Regions from separate parts of the Homo sapiens genome. Here region 1 is linked to region 2. The links are chromatin loops, found by intact Hi-C in ENCODE. Cell type or tissue: spleen. All regions are shown on one strand. Links, peaks and the distances in the headings refer to the core of each region. The heading gives the core; the rest is flanking DNA. Region 1 overlaps HIF1A (hypoxia inducible factor 1 subunit alpha). Region 2 overlaps LINC03033 (long intergenic non-protein coding RNA 3033).

What was found. Peaks named below come from ENCODE experiments on the same cell type or tissue, not always from the same donor. Only the 100,000 strongest peaks of a DNase experiment are listed, where the experiment ranks them.
Region 1: a loop joins it to region 2, with 2.3 times the contacts of the local background. A loop is called at or near these places in 2 of 110 quality-filtered maps.

What each region holds. Positions count from the first base shown.
Region 1 is chr14:61,709,473-61,717,452 of GRCh38, reverse strand. The region is part of intron 1 of HIF1A (hypoxia inducible factor 1 subunit alpha); the gene reads right to left. It overlaps HIF1A-AS3 (HIF1A antisense RNA 3), which reads left to right. Exons shown (of 3, transcript NR_144368.1): 2 at 436-484; 3 at 1,625-1,895. Among named protein-coding and RNA genes, the nearest start is that of HIF1A-AS1, 18 kb to the right of the region's middle. In spleen, for the core only: no CTCF peak of the experiment used is centred there; no DNase peak of the experiment used is centred there; H3K27ac peaks cover 3,727 bases.
Region 2 is chr14:61,581,899-61,592,591 of GRCh38, reverse strand. All of the region lies in intron 1 of LINC03033 (long intergenic non-protein coding RNA 3033), which reads right to left. Among named protein-coding and RNA genes, the nearest start is that of LINC01303, 17 kb to the right of the region's middle. In spleen, for the core only: no CTCF peak of the experiment used is centred there; a DNase peak (open chromatin) is centred at 6,389; H3K27ac peaks cover 3,384 bases.

The sequences.
Region 1 (7,980 bases), core at 726-4,725, 130 kb before region 2:
TGTCCTTTATCACACAATGAGTCTAGACAGAAACCAATCAAGGGATCTATAATAAAGATTTAATGGAAAAATCTTCATGATATTCTTCATATGTGACTACTGGAGGTCTTATAACATTTCTAAGTAAGCTTAAAGCTTAAAGCTAAAGCTTCTGAAGTTCTTGTGAGTTTCAGCATTTAAACTGCCCGGCTTCTTGTCTAGTCACAGGAAGGCTAATTTTATCAGTTTTATACCACAGAATTACAGTACTGACCAAGAATTATTTGTTAGACCAGGGGGTCTAGGTCCCACAGAGATGAATCCTGTACTATTTGTTTTACTGCTTACATTGCACAACAGAAGATATGTAGATCAGAAAGAAGTACATTTTCCACATGCAAATAAGGTCACTATATTTCTCTAAATTTTATAAATTGCATCTGTTTTGTTTTTAAGTACAGGTCAAGTGAAGTTCTTCTGCTGATATGTTCTGCTACTGCATAAGGTACTATATTTCAGTTAAGAGTACAGTTAAAACAGTTTGTTTACCCATTTCTACAACTGTTCTAGAACTAAAGTTGGAGTATACTACTGGCAAAATAGCTCAATCTTTGTGGTATTGTAGTTTTTACATGCTTACCATTTTATTATTTAACATACAGTATTAGACACAAAAGTAACAATTATATCTTGAAATTATTTTGTATAGGAAATATATTTAGAAAAATAATTTTGAGCCCGTCTTATTAAGCTTCTTGTGTACAAAGTTCATGAATAAGCAAGAGTTGTTTTATAGAGAATGTCTATTGTTCTTCAGATTAAGAACATAAAATATTTAGTGCTTTGTAGTAGGTCAGTAAAAATTAAAAAAAAATAAAAGGACACAAAATAATTGTAGGCATTTAAAGTCATCTTTTCGTATTGCACAAAAAGCCTGTTAGCATTCCTAATTGTAAAAATATGTGACTTCAAGAACTGAAGTTAAACCATAACTATTTAAAATGTGAGCAGATTATCAGATTTACTTCTAATAAAGTTAATGTACCTCAATTATGTTATTTGGTGAAATAACTCTTTCTGGCCTTGAAGGTACAAGTTGGTTTTTGTTGTTTTTGCACTTGCGTCAGTATTTCTACAGGACTGACATTCTGAAGTGAAATTTCATGATATAAAAAATGTGCTACTGAAATTTTTTAAAATACACAATAGCTTTCCAAATGGTTCTGTGCCCATTTTTGTCTCTGCCAGTTCATGAATGTGTATATCAATTCCCCCATGCACTCTGCAATATTATATATTACGCATCTTTTTAATCTTATTAATTTCTGCTGAGCTGATAGGTGAGAATTATATCTCATCATTTTAACTGCCCTGCACTTCTTAAAGTCTCAGGCCCAAGAAAAATGCAAAGAAAAGTTCATGTTCACTCTTCAGTTGGCATTTTTGCCTGCAGTTTTATTTTCATTTTATTTTAGAGACAGAGTCTTGCTCTGTCACCCAAGCTGGAGTACAGTGGCATGATCATAAGCTCACTGCAGCCTCGAAATCGTGGGCTCAAGCAATCCTCCCCCTCCCTACCTCAGCCTCCCAAGTAGCTACAGGCACACGCTACCATGCCCAACTAATTCTGTTAAATTTTTTGCAGAGACGGAATCTATGTTGCCTCGACTGGTCCTGAACTCCTGGGCTAAAGCGATCCTTCTGCCTTGGCCTCCCAAAGTGCGAGGATTATAGGTGTGAGCCACCCAACCTGGCCTTTGCCAGTATTTTTAAATCCAAACACCTATGCATGGTGCTTACTAATAACACAGTGGTATTCTAAACATTTTTCACCTATTATTTAATCTTTATTATTATCACCATGTTACAGATAAGGACCCTGGCTAAATAGCTTACCCAACATTACTCCGTTAATAAATGGTAGAACCTGTATTTCACTCAAGCAGTCTGGTGTCCACGCGATTAACACTAGACTATGTTGTCTCTCAAAAACTCATCCTGATTACCAAGGCAAGTATTTGTAAGTCTAGGCTATTATTATAAAGTTCGAAATTTGCCTACTTCACATGCCAAAGACATAAAGAAGGAATTATAGGAGTTGGCTTCAGAATTTAGGACTTGACCTAAGCTATTCAGAGAAACTCAGAACCAGGCTCTTTCTTGGAGTTTGCTTATAAATCCAAAATCCTAACTGAAAGGCACCTACAATGGTAATAGATGCTCTCTGCTCTACTGTCCAGCAGCTCTTCAAAGCAAGGTAATCCCTTCCGGTAATGCCAATCATTATGGCGAAAGAGTCAAAAGATGGTAATTCAGTCTATACTCCCAGTAGACTTTATTTGTACAGAGCAGCTATTTCAATATCTAAGTTCAACATTGTTGGTGTTTTACTTGCTCAACATTTGTCTAGCAGTCACAGAAACTGTTTTTTTTTTTCCTGAGACGGCATTTCACCCTTGTTGCCCAGACTGGAGTGCAATGGCGCGATCTCGGCTCACTGCAACCTCTGCCTCCTGGGTTCAAGCAATTCTCCTGCCTCAGCCTCCCGAGTAGCTGGGATTACAGGCGTGTGCCACCACGCCCAGCTAATTTTTGTATTCTTAGTAGAGATGGGGTTTCATTATGTTGGCCAGGCTGGTCTGGAACTCCTGACCTCAGGTGATCTGCCCACCTTGGCCTCCCAAAGTGTTCGGATTACAGGCGTTGAGCCACTGCGCCTGGCCCTTCCTTGTTGTTTGTACTCATTTTTAAAGTTATTCTAACTTGTATTAGGCCAAATTAATGAAGAAAGGCTTAAGTTTTTAAAATATTAAAAATATTTTAGATCTATACCTAAAGCTAACACACATACTATAATGATGCAGTCTCCTAACATGAGGTGATTTTCTGAAACTAACTGGTTTTTAAGTGGGAAGGGTTTTGTCCTCCAGAATTTTGTATAATGGTGGCATAAACACTGGAAGGTAACTCTCAAGGTCTAATCCTCAAGGTTTTTAATTCCATCATTTCCCACAGGAAAACAAATGGAAAATCCACCAAGTTCTTGGTTTGTATTTTGCAGCATATTTGAAGGAATTTTAGGAACTGAAATACCAGCAAACGAATAAACAAAAAGTATAACACCATCAGTACTTACTAAAACAACATCTCACATTTCCATAAGAGAATTCAGTTACTGTTCTTTTTCCTTAAATGGCTTTGAGCATTGTCTTGCTGTTTGCATAAGACTGTTTACTAACCTGAGTGTTTTCACAGATTTGGGAAGCTTAGATTTTTGAACGTTCCAGCAAACATTCAATTTGGTGTCAGCTTGACATTAAGATATACTCCTTACACACAGCTCTACTCTATATTTCACAATGTGCTCAGTTAATCTACTTTGATTCTATTTTTATAAATCTAAATAATCTCCTATTGTTTTGGAAAAAACTCTCCAACAGCTTTTTTCCCCCCTCTGCTCCCACACCACAGCAATCAACAACACAGAAGACAACTTCTGCAACCCTATCGGGAGAGGAGGGGTTCTCTCCACCACCAGGTGAGCAATCAGTTCTGCAGCGGACACCAACTGGGTGTCCTTCAATTCAATTCTAACACTATCTACCTGGAGACAGTGTCAGGTTGAGGGCTCAGTCCCCAAGACTGCCCCCTCAACAGGAGTTGCAAGTCTGGCCTCAGGAACTTCTGACTGACAGGCTTCAAAAGTTGGGATTCTCACAAACCCATCTTTGCTGGAGCAGCTCACAGAACTCAGGGAAACATGTTTACCAGTTTATAATAGAGGATATTAATAAGGATACACATGAAGAGATGTGTAGGGCGAGGTATGGGAGAAAGGATGCATCTATCAAGTACCATGCACTGTGCTAGGTACTAGAAATATAGTGAGAAGTAGAATAGCCTTTGAGCTTAAATGGCCTCCCACTCCTTAGTCTACTGAAATAGTCACCTAATGCTTTATTCCCAAATGCTTGTCTAGCTGCATCGTGAAGGACATTCAACATTTCAAATTCCTAGGCCTCACTGGGAATTTGAATCTGTAAATTCTGATTCAGTAGATCTAAGTCAGGATCCCAAAATCTGAGTTTTTAAAAACTTCCAAGATGCATATGATACGTAAGTTTGGGAACCACTAGCTGATCATTATTGCTAACCACTGTTACTCTGCTTTAATTTCTTTCTGAAACCATCACCATAAAGATCCTTCCGAAGTAAAGAAATTTGGCATTATGGCCTGATTAAAATCCCATTAAATGTACACAGGACAAGGTCTAATTATTTAAAAGGAAGCCCTCCCTTACCTAGTTCCCTGTCCACCTCTTTATCCTCATCATTTTCCACATTCTTCAGCCACACTGCAGTTACTCAAAAGCACCATAGTATTTCCTTTCTGGCTTGCTTACTCTACTCCTTCTGCCTGGGGTACCATTCCCAATATGTGGCTTGGTAAATTTATAAGAGAAACTTTTAAAGATTTAATTCAAACATCATTTTGTTTCTGTTTTTTTTTTTTTTCCTCTGGCTTCCAAAACTGGTCCTCTCTGGTAGAACTGATCACTCTAGTTATTTGGCTATATTAATCTTCCTTCACAATGCTTAAAGATTCTTGGGGGCAGGAAACTGTCACACATTCATCTTTGTCTTCTCAGTAGTGATGTGCGTAAGTTTGACTTTGACATATTTGCCCCAAATCTGCTATGACTTTGATTTCTGGCACAGGAAAAGCTGACTGCCCTTTCAACATTCTTTTTGGGAATCCCTGATTTGTGCTTTATTAGTGCTCCTAATCATAATTAACCAGCATATCAATGTTAGTACTATTAAATAAACATAATATTTGAATTTACTACAATTATCTGGATATGCATTTTCAAGTATAAGCAAGCATACTAGATATAAGTTACAGTGAAAATCTTATATTCTTTTGTCTCCCTGTTTCTTTGCACCCCTGTAATCTTTTTCTGTAACAGCAACTAGAATAATCCTTTTAACAAGAAATCAAGTCATATCACTCCTCTCTGCTTAAAATGGTTTTTGCCTCATTTAGAGTAAAAGCCAAAGCCCTTCCAATAGTCCATATGGGCCTCCACAATGGCCTCATTACCTCTTTGATCTCACCTTCTACCACTTTGCCCCCTTTGCTCATTCTGTTCTAACCATACTAGCCTCCTTACTGTTCTTAAAACACTTCAAACACATTGCCTCCTAGAGCCTTTGCACTAGTTGTTCCCCTTGCCTGGACTACTGCTACCCTAAATACCCACAAGGCTTGCTTCTCCACCTTTTTCAAGTCTTTGTCGCAGTCTCACCCTCATTGAGATTCCCTGATCACTGCCTCCATCTTGGTCCTCTTGCCCTGCTGTATTTTTATGAAAGCCTAAGTACATATCTTACTTGATTATTTTATTTTCTATCCCACCAATCCACACCTTCACTGGAAAGTAAGTTCCATAGAGGCGGAGACTTTTGTCTATTTTGTTCAATGAACATCCCAAGCACCTAGAACAGTTTCTGACACATAAGAAGTATTCAATTATGTGCTGGCTGAATGTATGAATTAATAAGTTGAGATTCGATCACTAGTTGAAGTATAAATATATATTTTTGCAAGAATAAATGCTACAGTAACTGATTATGACAGCTAATTCTGTGTACAAAAACAACCATTTATTTATCTAGCCAAGTTCCTGGCACAGAAAAGCAGCTTAGTAAATGTTAACAAATGAATCGTGGAATAAATGTGAACACAGGCAAACACAGGCATTAGCCACAAGGTAAACATCAGAGCCAGCAGAGCCAGCAGTGTCATCTTCCTGAAGTAGAAAAAAACAGCTATCAATTAAAACAATCACCCACCAGTATAACAATGAAGAGTATCACCATAAACCAAGGCAAATAAATGATCTTGCCAGGAAAGAGATTTAGAGGTGTAAAGAGAGAGCTGAGAAACTAGAAAGCCAATTTGCTGAAAAGAGGTTCAGTGTTTAAGATTAGTTCCCTTATCGCTTTCATCTACACTCATGTCTTTTACTGTTTTGTCCTAAGCAAATGTGGTCAGGAAAATGTGTGAGTTATAGTTAATGTTCTTAACCAATCAAATTACTAGCCGAGTGTAATGGTGCACTCCTGTAGTTCCAGATACTCAGGAGGCTGAGGCAGGAGGATTATTTGAGCCCAGGAGTTCAAGGCTGCAGTGAGCTGTGATTGTGCCACTGCACTCCAGACAGAGCAAGACACTGTCTCAAAAAAAAAAAAAAAAAAAAAAAGGAATACTTAAACATCTTTATCATCTTTATGTTTTCCGAACCCAGGCAGAAACAGGAGTTTACTAACTTTGGTTTCCACAGTCTTTTTCAAGAAAGTGCTGTCACGAAGTTTTCATTAAGTTGATACCTAATCCTATTGCCTTTTTTTTTTTTTTTTTTTGAGACAGAGTCTCGCACTGTTGCCCAAGGCTGAAGTACAGTGGTGCGATCTCCGCTCACTGCAACCTCCGCCTCCCAGGTTCAAGCGATTTTCCTGAGTAGCTGGGGTTACAGGCGCCTGCCACCACACCCGGCTAATTTTTTGTATTTTTACTAGAGATGGGGTTTCACTATGTTGGCCAGGCTGGTCTTGAACTCCTGACCTCTTGATCCGCCTGCCTCAGCCTCCCAAAGTGCTGGGATTACAGGCGTGAGCCACCGCGCCTGGCCAGCTTTGTTTTTTTAAGGAGGGTTACTTTTAGACAAGTATTTTATATGTATTATTGGAAGTATTATTAATAGGATCTGTTGTTACATTTTCTATCTAGTAATTGTTGCAAAACCAGAATACTTAAAACATCACATGTAATTTTTAAAAACCCTATCTCTACTTAATGGAAAAAATAGCAAAAACCTGACATTTCAAATTAAATATAAATTACATTTTCAAGACAGCTAGCAATCTATTATTTTATCTGGGAAAATATCTTCTGAATTCTAATCAATAAACTTTAAAAATAAACCTTTAGGATACCCACATGTTAGAGAATGTTATTGATGTATTCAAAAAATATTTCTTGATCATCTTCTATGAGTCTAACACTCTTCCCAGAACAGGACACGGTGCAATAAACAAAACAGACCAAGTCTCTACCTTCACGGAGGTTATCTTATGGAACAAATGTATTTTTACATTGCTTGTTGTTATCCAGCAATATTTTACCAGGGTCAATCCCTAACTGACAAAACACGTCACAGAAATTGTCTTTCCATTAAACCAGCTACCACAAAATTTCAGGATAAAAGCAAAGTCTACAAAAATTAATCTTTGCTTATACTAGATGCTACAATATAGTATTATATGAACAGAGCAGGCTATACAAAAAAAATTGAGTATGATTCCACTCCTGTGTGTAATGTATGTGTATAAATATAAACATATGTAGCTATACACACATATAACTCATAGATGCACAGATAAAACCAGAATACAGTGATATACAGTGTTAGCAAAGTTTACAAATATTAACTAGTTTCAAGATACCAGGATCACAAATTTTTTGTAATTTATTTTAACAAAAATTCACCATGAACTGACACTATCACTGTACCTGCATTTGTCAAAAAACTCTGAAAGAAGTAGTAATCTAACTTGAACTATCATATTTCTTTCCTACTGTATATCCTAAAGAAAAGTATAGACTGAACAGGCAATATAATTCAGTATCTTCAGTTTCTCATGCTAACCTAATTTTCAAATTTTGAAAATTCTGTATAATTAATTTGAAATTCAAAAAAACAGATGAAATGGTTTGTTTCTAAAGAAAAATGTTCAGAATGCATACACTTATTTTATTTTTGAAAGCAACTAAATTTCTTGGTTTAGATCATTATTATCTAAACGGCACAACAACATCTCTCTTAAATATCCATAATTAAAGAAAAGATGGATTTATTCACCTTCCAAACCTCACCAAAATGCTTACTTTAAATGTGATTTTCTAATGCAGTAAAATAAACGGGGAAAAGAATCACT
Region 2 (10,693 bases), core at 4,031-8,030:
AAAGGGACTTTGAAGATGTGGCTAATTTAAGAGCCTTGAGATAGAGAGATTATCCTGAATTATCTGGGTGGGGTTGGTGTAATCACAGGGGTTCTTATAAGAGGGAGGCAGGTGGGTCAGAGTCGGGGAATGAGCTATGATGATGGAAGCAGGGGTCATAGTCAGAGAGACAGTGGGCGAGCTTTGAAGATGCTATGCCACCAGCTTTGAAGGTGGAGGAAGGAGCCACAAGCCAAGGGATGGAGGTAGCCTCTAGAAGCTGGGAAAGGCAAGGAAACAGGTACTTCCCTGCAGCCTCTGGGAGGCAAAGGCCCCGCAGACATCTTGATGCTAGGATTTCTGAGTTCCAGAACTATAAGGTAGTACATTTGTGTTGCTTTAAGCTACTAAGTTGTGGTAATTTGTTACAGCAGAAATAGGGAACTAATACACCACTCTGAACAATGACTGACCTCAGCAGAGTAGGAGACAGTCAGACTATTTCCCGTACACCCAAAACCCCAGGCCTGGAGGGAGGGGCTGGGGCAGGTCAGGAACAGGTCTTGGGATGCTGAGAGGCCAGTATGCTGCAAGCCTCTGCTGTTTCACAGGGAGATGTGGGGCCTGCTGTTCTTCTCGCTAAAGTCTTCCAGTGGCCTCCCAGGGCATGGGGAGTAAACCCCAAACCCCCTAACACAGCCCACCTTTCTAGCCTCATCTCAGCCCATCTCTCCCTCAGTTACCACACTGCAGATGTTCCTGCCTTCTTCCTGCTGCTAGTCTCACCTTAGAATCTCACAGGGAACCTTCTGATCACCTCCTCAGAGAGCATTTACCTGACCACCTCTCCAAAGTGTCCCCCAGTCATTCTCTGACAACTACTTTTATTGTCTTTATAATGCCCGGTAATACCCGTGACTTTATTTTTAAATATATTTTTTAATTTTTAGTTCTGGGGTACATGTGCAGGATGTGCAGGTTTGTTACACAGGTAAACATGCGCCATAGTGGTTTATTGCACCTGTCGACTCATCACCTAGGTATTAAGCCCAGCATACATTAGCCATCTTTTCTAATACTCTCCCTCCCCCCACCCCATCCCCCAACAGGCCCCAGTGTTGTTCACTCATGTTGTCTGTGTCCCTCAATAAAATGTATACCCATGAGAACTATCCATGTCACGGCTCTGTCCCAAGTGCCTGAGTATGTTTCCCATTCAAAAAGTATTTGTTGAATGGATGAATAGACCTGAGGCAGCCTTCCAACAGGAGCACCTGCTTTCTTCCGGCATCATCTCTAGCCCTGCAAGAGGAGCTTCTGCTTAGATAGGAATGCTGAGAACCATCAGAATCTTTTCTCTGCAGGATTCCTGGCTGCCTTTAGACATAAGCCTGGCGCTCACATCTGGGCCATGGTGTGCTCCTGTTGAACATAATTTCCATAGAACACCAACATCAGATACAGCCGCTCTGTGACTGTAATGGAGCAAAAGAAAACAAGATGATCCCATAATCATGTCTAGACCCAGACAAAAATAAGAACATTGTCCGAACCACAAGAATGACCAAAGATGCTCCTTTCCTGGCTAATATGAGCAACTTCTGCTTCTTTATTAATTACACCTTTAGCCTCATCTCATTCCTTCTGCCTTCTAGGTAAGAATTATTAAGATACCCAGTCCTAGAATTACCTCTGCTTCCTGATAACATCCAAAATCCAGAGCAATCTCCCACTTCCCTGAATCCTCCCCAGTATCACCTAAGCCCAAATCCTACAAGAAGTCCTTTATCACATCCTCTTACTGAGCTGCCCCATGGCTCCCCGTGCTATCTGTGTGTTATTCCTCATTGCAACTAGTCCATAAACCCAACATTGTCTGACTTCAGTTCTCTAGCAGGAGGACTGGAGGACTGACTTCAGTTCTCTAGCAGGAGGATTGGCAAAGTGGACTGGAAGGCAGGCCCAACTTTTTTGCTATCTGTGAGGGAGAAATCCTAATTGGGCCAACTGGTCAGCTAGAAAATCCTGAACTGCTTTGCCAATGAAACAATAATACTGGATGCATCCGGGTGCACATTACCCAACTGGCACAAGACAGAGGCTGGTGGGGTTCCTGGTGGAGCTGCTTCCTTATAGGTGCATGGCAGGAAGGGGCCCAGCAGGTGCAGCTGTGGCCTGCCTGGCTGGCCTCAGAGGTGCCTCTGCCCAAGCCACAGCTGCTCCCCACTGCTAATCTATCCAAGTCAATCTCAACACAGTTCGAAAGCCCCTCCTGCTTGCACTCATTTCCTGTGCTTCTTACATTCCCCCTCAGACTCTTCTCCCTGCCTGAGCTAATCTTGTTGATCCCCCCACCACCTCCCGCCTCCACGCCGCCCCACAGCCTGCACCTCTGTCACAGGTCTGTGCATCTGCACCAGCGGGGGTCTGGCCTCTGGCCTCCGTCCGCTTTTAAAGCCTTGCTTGATGATTAACCCACATCTTCCCCAAAGGCTTCTTGGCTGAGCCCAGTTGGCTGCCCAAGTTGATAGCAGCTGCTGTCAACATTTACAAAGGGAGCTCCAGTGATGGTAGCTGACTGGGGTGATTTACGGGGTTTGGCCGTGGTGGGAGTGGGGTTCACATAATTCATCTCCACACGTAGAGCCTCAACTTCCCCAGGGCAGAGGTTTTTTTCTTTTCCCCCTGGGTTTTTGACCACTTCCTCCCCAGTACCCAGAAGCTGAAAAGCCAGTGCTCAGCACTCCAGAGGCTCAGTGCCCTATGAGAAGGCCAGTCAAGAAGAGACTGTCTCCTACAGGACTGGGGAATGATACCTGCTTCTCAGGTGATCAATGCCTGCCGCTGGCAGGAATTGTCAGGGATTCTAGAAGCATGTCCATTATCTTGATGGGCCCAAGTTGTTTGTTCCTAACTCTGAGCTTCATGGCTTTCTATCCACAAAATCTTGATCCTGGGATATTTTTATTTCTCAATCTAGACATCTGCCAGCCTGTCTGACTACTGCAGGGCCCAGCTCACTTTAGTTAGGGGTGACAGTTAATCTCTGATGTCTTTCTCATCAACCTCCTCAGGTAAACATGATGACTCTTTAGAGAGCAAGGTCAAAATTACATCCAAACAGATTTATATTAAAGGAGGGTATTGGGATAAAGGATGCTCTATTACCTTACAGAGAACCAGGTTAATCTAAATGCACAGACGTGGGGAAATGCCCAAGATAGGATGTTAAGTGAAAAAAGCAAAGGTTGCAAAATAATATACACATCATGAGCTTATGTTTATACGCATCTATTTGCATGATTTTTATGTACAGGAAGAGTTAAAAGGATATTTACCAAACTGTTCCATAGCAGTAGTTATGAAAGGGCTTTCAATATTTAACCTTTCTAAATAATTTCGATTCTTTTACAAAGTTATATTTGTTATTTTGCAATCACTCAAAAATAATTTTTTAAAAACAGGGATTTGGGATAGCAGCTCTTACTTTCATCCCATTTAATTATATTTTTAAAATCTACAAAAAATACACAATTTTGCTTCACCTTTTAAAACATACTACTTAAATGAGGCTTTATGTATATCTTCATTGTTTAAATGTTTATCATTTCCGATTTATTCTTTACTTTTTAAATATCTCAAAGCACTTTGGATGTCCCACAAGCTTCGTACTGATGCTGTCCTGTGGAAATCCGAGAAGGCATGATTCTAAACCCCTCAGAAAAACAGCTCCTTGGGGAAATGGTCGAGCGGCAGTTATTCATTGTATTCTTTCAACATACATTATTGAGTGCTACTGAGTACCAGGCTGTGTGCTTGATGCCAGGGCCTAAACAGTTGACAAAAAAGGAATTGCAATTTAAAGGAAACACTCTAGGCTCTTCGGGTGCCCTGGAGCCACAGGCTTGCCCCAACAGTGTAGGGTAGTGGGAACCCAGCACCTCTGCCTAATGGCCTCAGGAGCTTATGCCAGTTAGGGATTGGGTCAGATGCTAATAACAATTGCCAAAAATAACACAGGCTTAAGTAAGATAGTTTATTTTTCTTTCATTTAAACAAGCAAGTCTGGAGCTCGGCAGTCCAAGGTTGCTACAGCAAGTCACGGTCACCAGGGACCAGACTCCCCTTGCCTTTCTCAAGGTCACAAGTTGGTGCTAGAGCCTTAGCCGTCTTGTCTTCATTTCAGGCAAGAACCAGGAAGAAGAGGAAAGAGCTTAGAAACTCCAAGTAAATAGCCTATACCCCTTTTAAGAAGCTTTTTTGGAAGTCTGACCCAATGATCTGTTTCCATCTTATGGGCCATAGCTGCCTGCCAGGGAGACTGGAAAATAGAGACTTTTAGCCAGCCACACTGCCTGGCCATGTAAAGTTAAAAAGTGCCTTTTAAATACTAGGTGGGCAACCAGCAGTTCCTGCCCCAGGGTGATAGATGAAAAGGTGAGTTTTCAAAGATGAAGGCCTCAGACCTGGAGGGTATTTAGATTTGGAAGTAAAATGGTTCAAGAAGTGACATAAAGAAAGGAGGAGAGAGAAATTTATTCAACAAAGACTGATTGAGAGTCTAGGGTCTGCAGGTACTCCAGGTAACAAAGGGAAAGAAGACCCCACTCTTGGCCTCAAAGTCCAGTGGGGGTGGACATCTCACCAAATACTAAGGAATTAAATAAGATAATACTTGTAAAGCTTTCAAATGTCACCTCTCTTTTGAAGTCTTCCTCAAAGTTAGTCATTTTTTTGCTTAAGAATTCAACAGCACAGTTTTCATATCTAAATCCTAACAACTGGCTGGGGTTCTTTGTAATTTTATATGACTGTCACCCCCATTTTCCTTTGCTACCTGGAGTACCTGCACACTCTAGACTCTCCATCAGTCTTTGTTGAATAAATTTCTCTCTCCTTCTTTCTTTATGTCACCTCCTGAACCATTTTACTTCCAAATCTAAATACCCTCCAGGTCTGAGGGCTTCATCTTTGAAAAGTCACCTTTAGGCTCTGGTCTTCTCAGGCTTGAGACAGAGTGAAAAGAGCACATAGGACTGGCCTCAAGTCATCTGCTTTGTGCCTTATCTGCTGTGTGGCATTAGAATAATTGCTTACCCTCTCTGAACTGCAGTTTTCTTCTCTAGGAAGTGGGGATACTATTAGTGACCGTTCGTGTGATGTGAGGATTGAATGAATGAGTTCAGCATGTATCTGGCATGGAGCAGCACTCAGTAGACAGTAGCATCTTTGGTTTTCTTTTCTTGTTATAGTTTCCTTCCTACTCTAATAGAGCATGTCCAGACAAGTTAAAAGTAGTTAGCAATCTTTTGAGCTCTTCCTATGTGCCAGGTCTTCTTCTTCATTTAGTCCTGGCAATAGGACCTGAGGTAGTAGTACCTGAGGTAGGTACCACTGTAATCATCCCCATTCTACAGAGGAGGATACCGAGGCTCAGAGAATCACCCAGCTAGAGGACAGACGCAGGGCCGTAGTCTTCTGGCCACAGAGGTCATGCTTCTAACTGCTACACAACACTGCTTTTCATGTTGCACTTGGCAACTGTTAGCCTCAGCTTGTCTACCATGACTTCTTCCACTGTCCAGTCATTGACAATTTCCCTGGGTGCTCCAGAGCCCACATCACTCCAGGGATAGGCCAGGAGGAGTCTGGGTCAGTGTAAGAGCTTAAAAGTCCCCGCAGAACCCTGGCATCTACACACTCCCCAGAGAACGTTATAAAAAGTTCAGCTTCAGAGTATGAGAACAGCTGTGACCTCAGTCCAGTTGTCATCGTAAGAGGCACCCTTACCTTATGAGAATCCAGCCTCTGAAAAATTCAAAATTATATATATATATATAAATCAATGTGTGTGTGGGGGAGGATGATGTACATTACATAAAGATAATTCACTTTATAAAGTGAGTCACCCCGGGCTTCCTTTATTTAGCCATCTTTCCTTGTGCACTTACAGTGATTTAATTTTTTAAACATTCCATTTATATGAAACTTTACAGGGACATGTCTATTAAGCTAAGTGAGATACACCCATGTAATTTCATGAGCTTCATATTGCAAGGAAATTGCTACAAACCCTGTCTGAGAGAACCCTTTCCCTTGTATTTTTCTCTTCCAAATTTTCCCCTGAGGAAAACTTTTTGAATCCTATTATAGGAAGAACATCATTGAAAATCATTCAATTATCACAAAAGAAAGAAGTTAATTTTAGCTGTGCTGGGAGCTTCCACCAACCATTCCCATCCTTTTTTAGCACTGGAAAAGTACAGTTTCTTTTCCTAGAATTTTAAAACGTGGAGAGATCTGGGAATCAGTAGTTAAGGATCTGGCCGCCAGCCAGGGGCAGAATGCTGATGACATCACGGAACTTAGAGGCCAGTAAAGGAAGGGACTGTTCAGAGAGTTGGCCTTCCAAGCAAGGTTGGCCTTGGCTGTTCTGGGCACACTGTACCAGTGGGTGGATTAATGAGGTGCCTTCCTGACCAGGCTGCCAGTGATGGGGCAGAAAATCACCAGCAAGAAAAGGGCAGAAGGCAGAGAGGGAGGAAGGAGAACAGGGGTGAGAGTCTTTAAAACCTTGGAGAGAAGAGTGAAACCTATACTTTCATTACATCTTGTAGTAATTTAAAACCATGCTTGAATGTGAAACAGAATCTTTAGGATGCCAATGACTAGAAGCTACTCAATCACCAGCCTGAACTGAAAAAGAACAAGGAACCTAAGCATTTAAAGCCTTTTAGGAGTGGTCTTCTAGAGGAAACCAGAGCCTGCTGTGAGTTTACATTTCAGGAAAACCTGGCCTGGTGAAGCCTGCCCTGACTCATGCCTATGAGCTGGAGCTGATGTTCATTGCTCGGAAAGGTCGATGTTCCTTCTAAAGCAATGAAACACAGAGCTGGGACCCAGGACTGCTCAGAAATCCCCTGGAAGCTCTTCTGCACAACCCTGTACCTACCTACATCTTTTTCTTTAACTTATTTTTTTTTCTTTTAAAGATAGGTCTCCTTATTTTGTCTAGGCTGGATTCAGATTCCTGGACTCAAGCAATCCCATCCTCCTCATAGTAGGGACTATAGGTGTGCTGGCTTACCTAGGTCTTTAAATAGGGCCTGACTAGGGTGAGGCCAACAGGTGTATAGGGCATAAGATTTAAGGAGGTTCTCACTCTCAGGGCTGTGCAAGTGCAGGGTTGGCTCCTGAGAGTGGCCACCTCCTTAAATTTGCATGCTATACACTTGCCTGGCCTCACTCTCCCTGCCCTGCCTTTCTAACTCCCCATTTAGTAACTCCCAAATTCTAATTGGTTAGGGATGGGGTATGGATATTTTTAAATGCTCCTCAGATAATTCTAACGGGTAGCCAGGATGGGGAGCCACTGCTTTAAGTGAACAAGGGTTGGTGGTAAATTGAAAGAATCCAATTGAAAGCCAAGAATCAATCTTGACTTTATCTTTTTCTATTGTGTTAACTGGGGGAAACAATTCTTATCAAATTCATTTTGGTTCAGTCTGTTCACTAGCAGTCACAAAGGGTCCTGTACAGGGTTGCCAGATAAAAAACAGGACACCCAGTTGAACCGAATTTCAGATAAACAACAAATAATTTTTTAGACTTTTCTGAAATTCAAATTTAACTGGGGATCCTGTATTCTCGTTTGCTAAATCTGGCGACCCTCGTTTCACATGACAAGTCAAATGTGTGGATTTAACTGCATGGGGCAGCATTTCCTAGTTTGTACTACAGAACACACGCTGCAGTAGATATAATGTGTATTATACCAAGAAAAAAAATTTGAGTTTGGCAAACATTGGGTGAAACAAAGTTAACTGGGTTTTTTGACTGTAAAACTTCTCAGAGTCTTTGATATGCAAATGTTCAGTGACCCCTCAAGTTGGAGACTTGTGGAGTTCCCAAACTTACATAACGGGGGACATCTTACATAACTAATGTTCCAGTAAACTTACTGCAGAAAACACTACTGGGAGAGGAGGGGGTGCTATTGAAGGGTTTTAAACAGTCAAGTAACAAGATCAGACTAATGACTGAGGTAGATAATTCCACTTTCAGAAGTACCAACTTGAAAGGAACAAGCACAGAGCCCAGGCAGAAGGCTGTGTTATTTTAAGAGGGCTGCCATGACTAAGTGCCACAGACTGGAGCTTGAACAACAGAAGTGGATTGTCTCACAATCCTGGAATCTGGACTTGTGAGATCAACGTTTGTCACAAGGATTGGTTTCATTTTGAGGACTCCTTCCTAGGTTTGCAGATGGCCGGTTTCTCCCTGTCTTCACATGGTCTTCCCTCTCTGTGCATCTGTGTCCTACTTTCTTCTTATAAGGACATCATGATGGCTCACGCCTGTAATCCCGGCACTTTGGGACGCTGAGGCGGGTGGATCACGAGGTCAAGAGATTGAGACCATCCTGGCCAACATGGTGAAACCCTGTCTCTACTAAAAATACAAAAATTAGCTGGGTGTGGTAGTGCATGCCTGTAGTCTCAGCTACTCGGGAGGCTGAGGCAAGAGAATCGCTTGAACCCAGGAGGTGAAGGTTGCAGTGAGCCGAGATCGCACCACTGCACTCCAGCCTGGCAACAGAGTGAGACTCTGTCTCAAAAAAAAAAAAAAAAAAAAAAAAAAAAGGACATCAGTCATATCGGATTAGGGCCCAGCCATATGACCTAATTTTGCCTTAGTTACCCATTTAAAGGCCCTGTCTCCCAAAACAGTCACATTCTGAGGTGTGGAGAGGTTGTTGAGGGGATATAATTCAGCCCATAACAGAGAGCTTTATAATAAATCTACTGACAGATGATGGAGGTTGTGAATCAAGGCAGTGGGGATGGGGAGAAAGATTGAATCCCAGAAATATTAAAGAACCAGAAATCAAAGGACAGGGGAATTCATGAGACATGGTGAATGAGCAAAAGTAAAGCAGAGTTTCGAGCAAAGAGTAGCACTCAAATATTTTTGTTGCCATCCCTTTGCTGTTTCCCGAGTCTAGAATAGAATCATGTAACACAAATTCATGCTCATAATGCAGTGTTTGATTGAATTCATTTCTGGGATAGATGCATGAACAACACAATTATTAAATATTTCCTGGCTGGGTGTGGTGACTTATGCCTCTAATCCCAGAACTTTGGAAGGCGGAGGTGGGAGGACCACTTGAACCTAGGAGTTCGAGACCAGCCTGAGGAACATAGTGAGACCTGTCTCTACTAAAAATGCAAAAAATTAACTGGGTGTGGTGGCACGCACCTGCAGTCCCAGCTACTTGGGAAACTGAGGTGGGAGGATCACCTGAGCCCAGGAGGTTGAGGCTGCAGTGAGCCATGATCATGCCACTGCACTCCACCCTAGGTGACGGAGTGAGACTGTCTCAAAAAAAAAAAAAAAAAAAACACGTTTCCTATTTGCCAATATGTCCACTAATTTTTATATTGGGATGATTGACTAATCTCTGCATCATCTCTCTCCACTCTTGGAAAGAGATGTTGAGCATTATGGGAGTGCTCATCTGTGCCAGATTAACGCTGCTCCATTGGTCTCCAAGGAGAAAAAAGGCTTGGTGAAGAGTCTCTGACTTGGAAGCAATGCCTTGAACAGACCTGGCTCCCTTGGGGGCTGTGGTTTTCAGGCCCTAGTCCCTGTCTTCAATCTAAGAATTAGTCAAAATGCAGCCAATAACTTTTGGAAGTGGAACTCCTAGGCAAGTTTTGATAGTATTAAAAAATCACTGGGTGGGTTAGACAAATGGAAATGTAGCCATAGGACATTTTGAGCAGCAGCCTTCAGTTTTACATGTTCTACAAAACAAAAAGAAACTTTTGGTATTGCCAGAGTCAGGACCAAAGACCCACAGGTCAACATACCCTCCAAGCACCAGCCTTTGGGCTCTCTTTCTGGCCTCCTTTGGCCTGGGCACCTAGAATATCAACAGCTGGACCGCCATGGTATGAAGGGGGTATACTGGTAACACTCTAAAAATCTGCCAGAACTACCACAAGCTAGGACCTATCTTTGCTGAAGTGTGCAGAATTCTTGTTGATACAAGTGTTCTTTCAGTTAAAAGCCATAAATTCCTTCTGGTTTAACTAAGGAAGAAAAAATCAGTTGGGAGAACTTGGTTCTTTTCCTTTTTGTCTCCTGAGGATTGATGTATTGCTCAGCCTTTTGGCCTGTCCAACAAGTAAGGAAGGATGCTGGCCAAAGTGCAACCATTGTCTGTCATCTTTGACTCTTTGGAGTCTGTAATCTTCCATGGTTTCTTCCTCTCAGCTTACACTTGAAGTCTACTTCCTTCCAAAGATTTTCCCTTAACCAGTCATCTCATAGCACTTAATATTTTGCCTCATTGTAGAGCTGGAGGCTTGCCCTGAACTCCCTGTTCAAGTACTATCTCCTTGAAAGGCAGAAAGGAATTCCTCTGTGATCTCCCATGGCTCCTAGCACTTACCTTGATAATGGCAGACTGCACTGAACTGGTCCTGAATCGGATGCAGCATCTCTGCTCCAGCTGGGCCTGGTCTTAAAAACTACCCCCGGTACATGCAATGCTCAAAAATTACAAACGTGCTCTAGAGTTGACATCTTTTCTCCTTCAATCTAATTTAAATTTATCCCATAACAATTTAAGTCCATATCATACATTGTTTGCAAAAATGTCCAAAAATCATTCTCTTCCTTGCATCCATGCCCCTTTGCGATATGG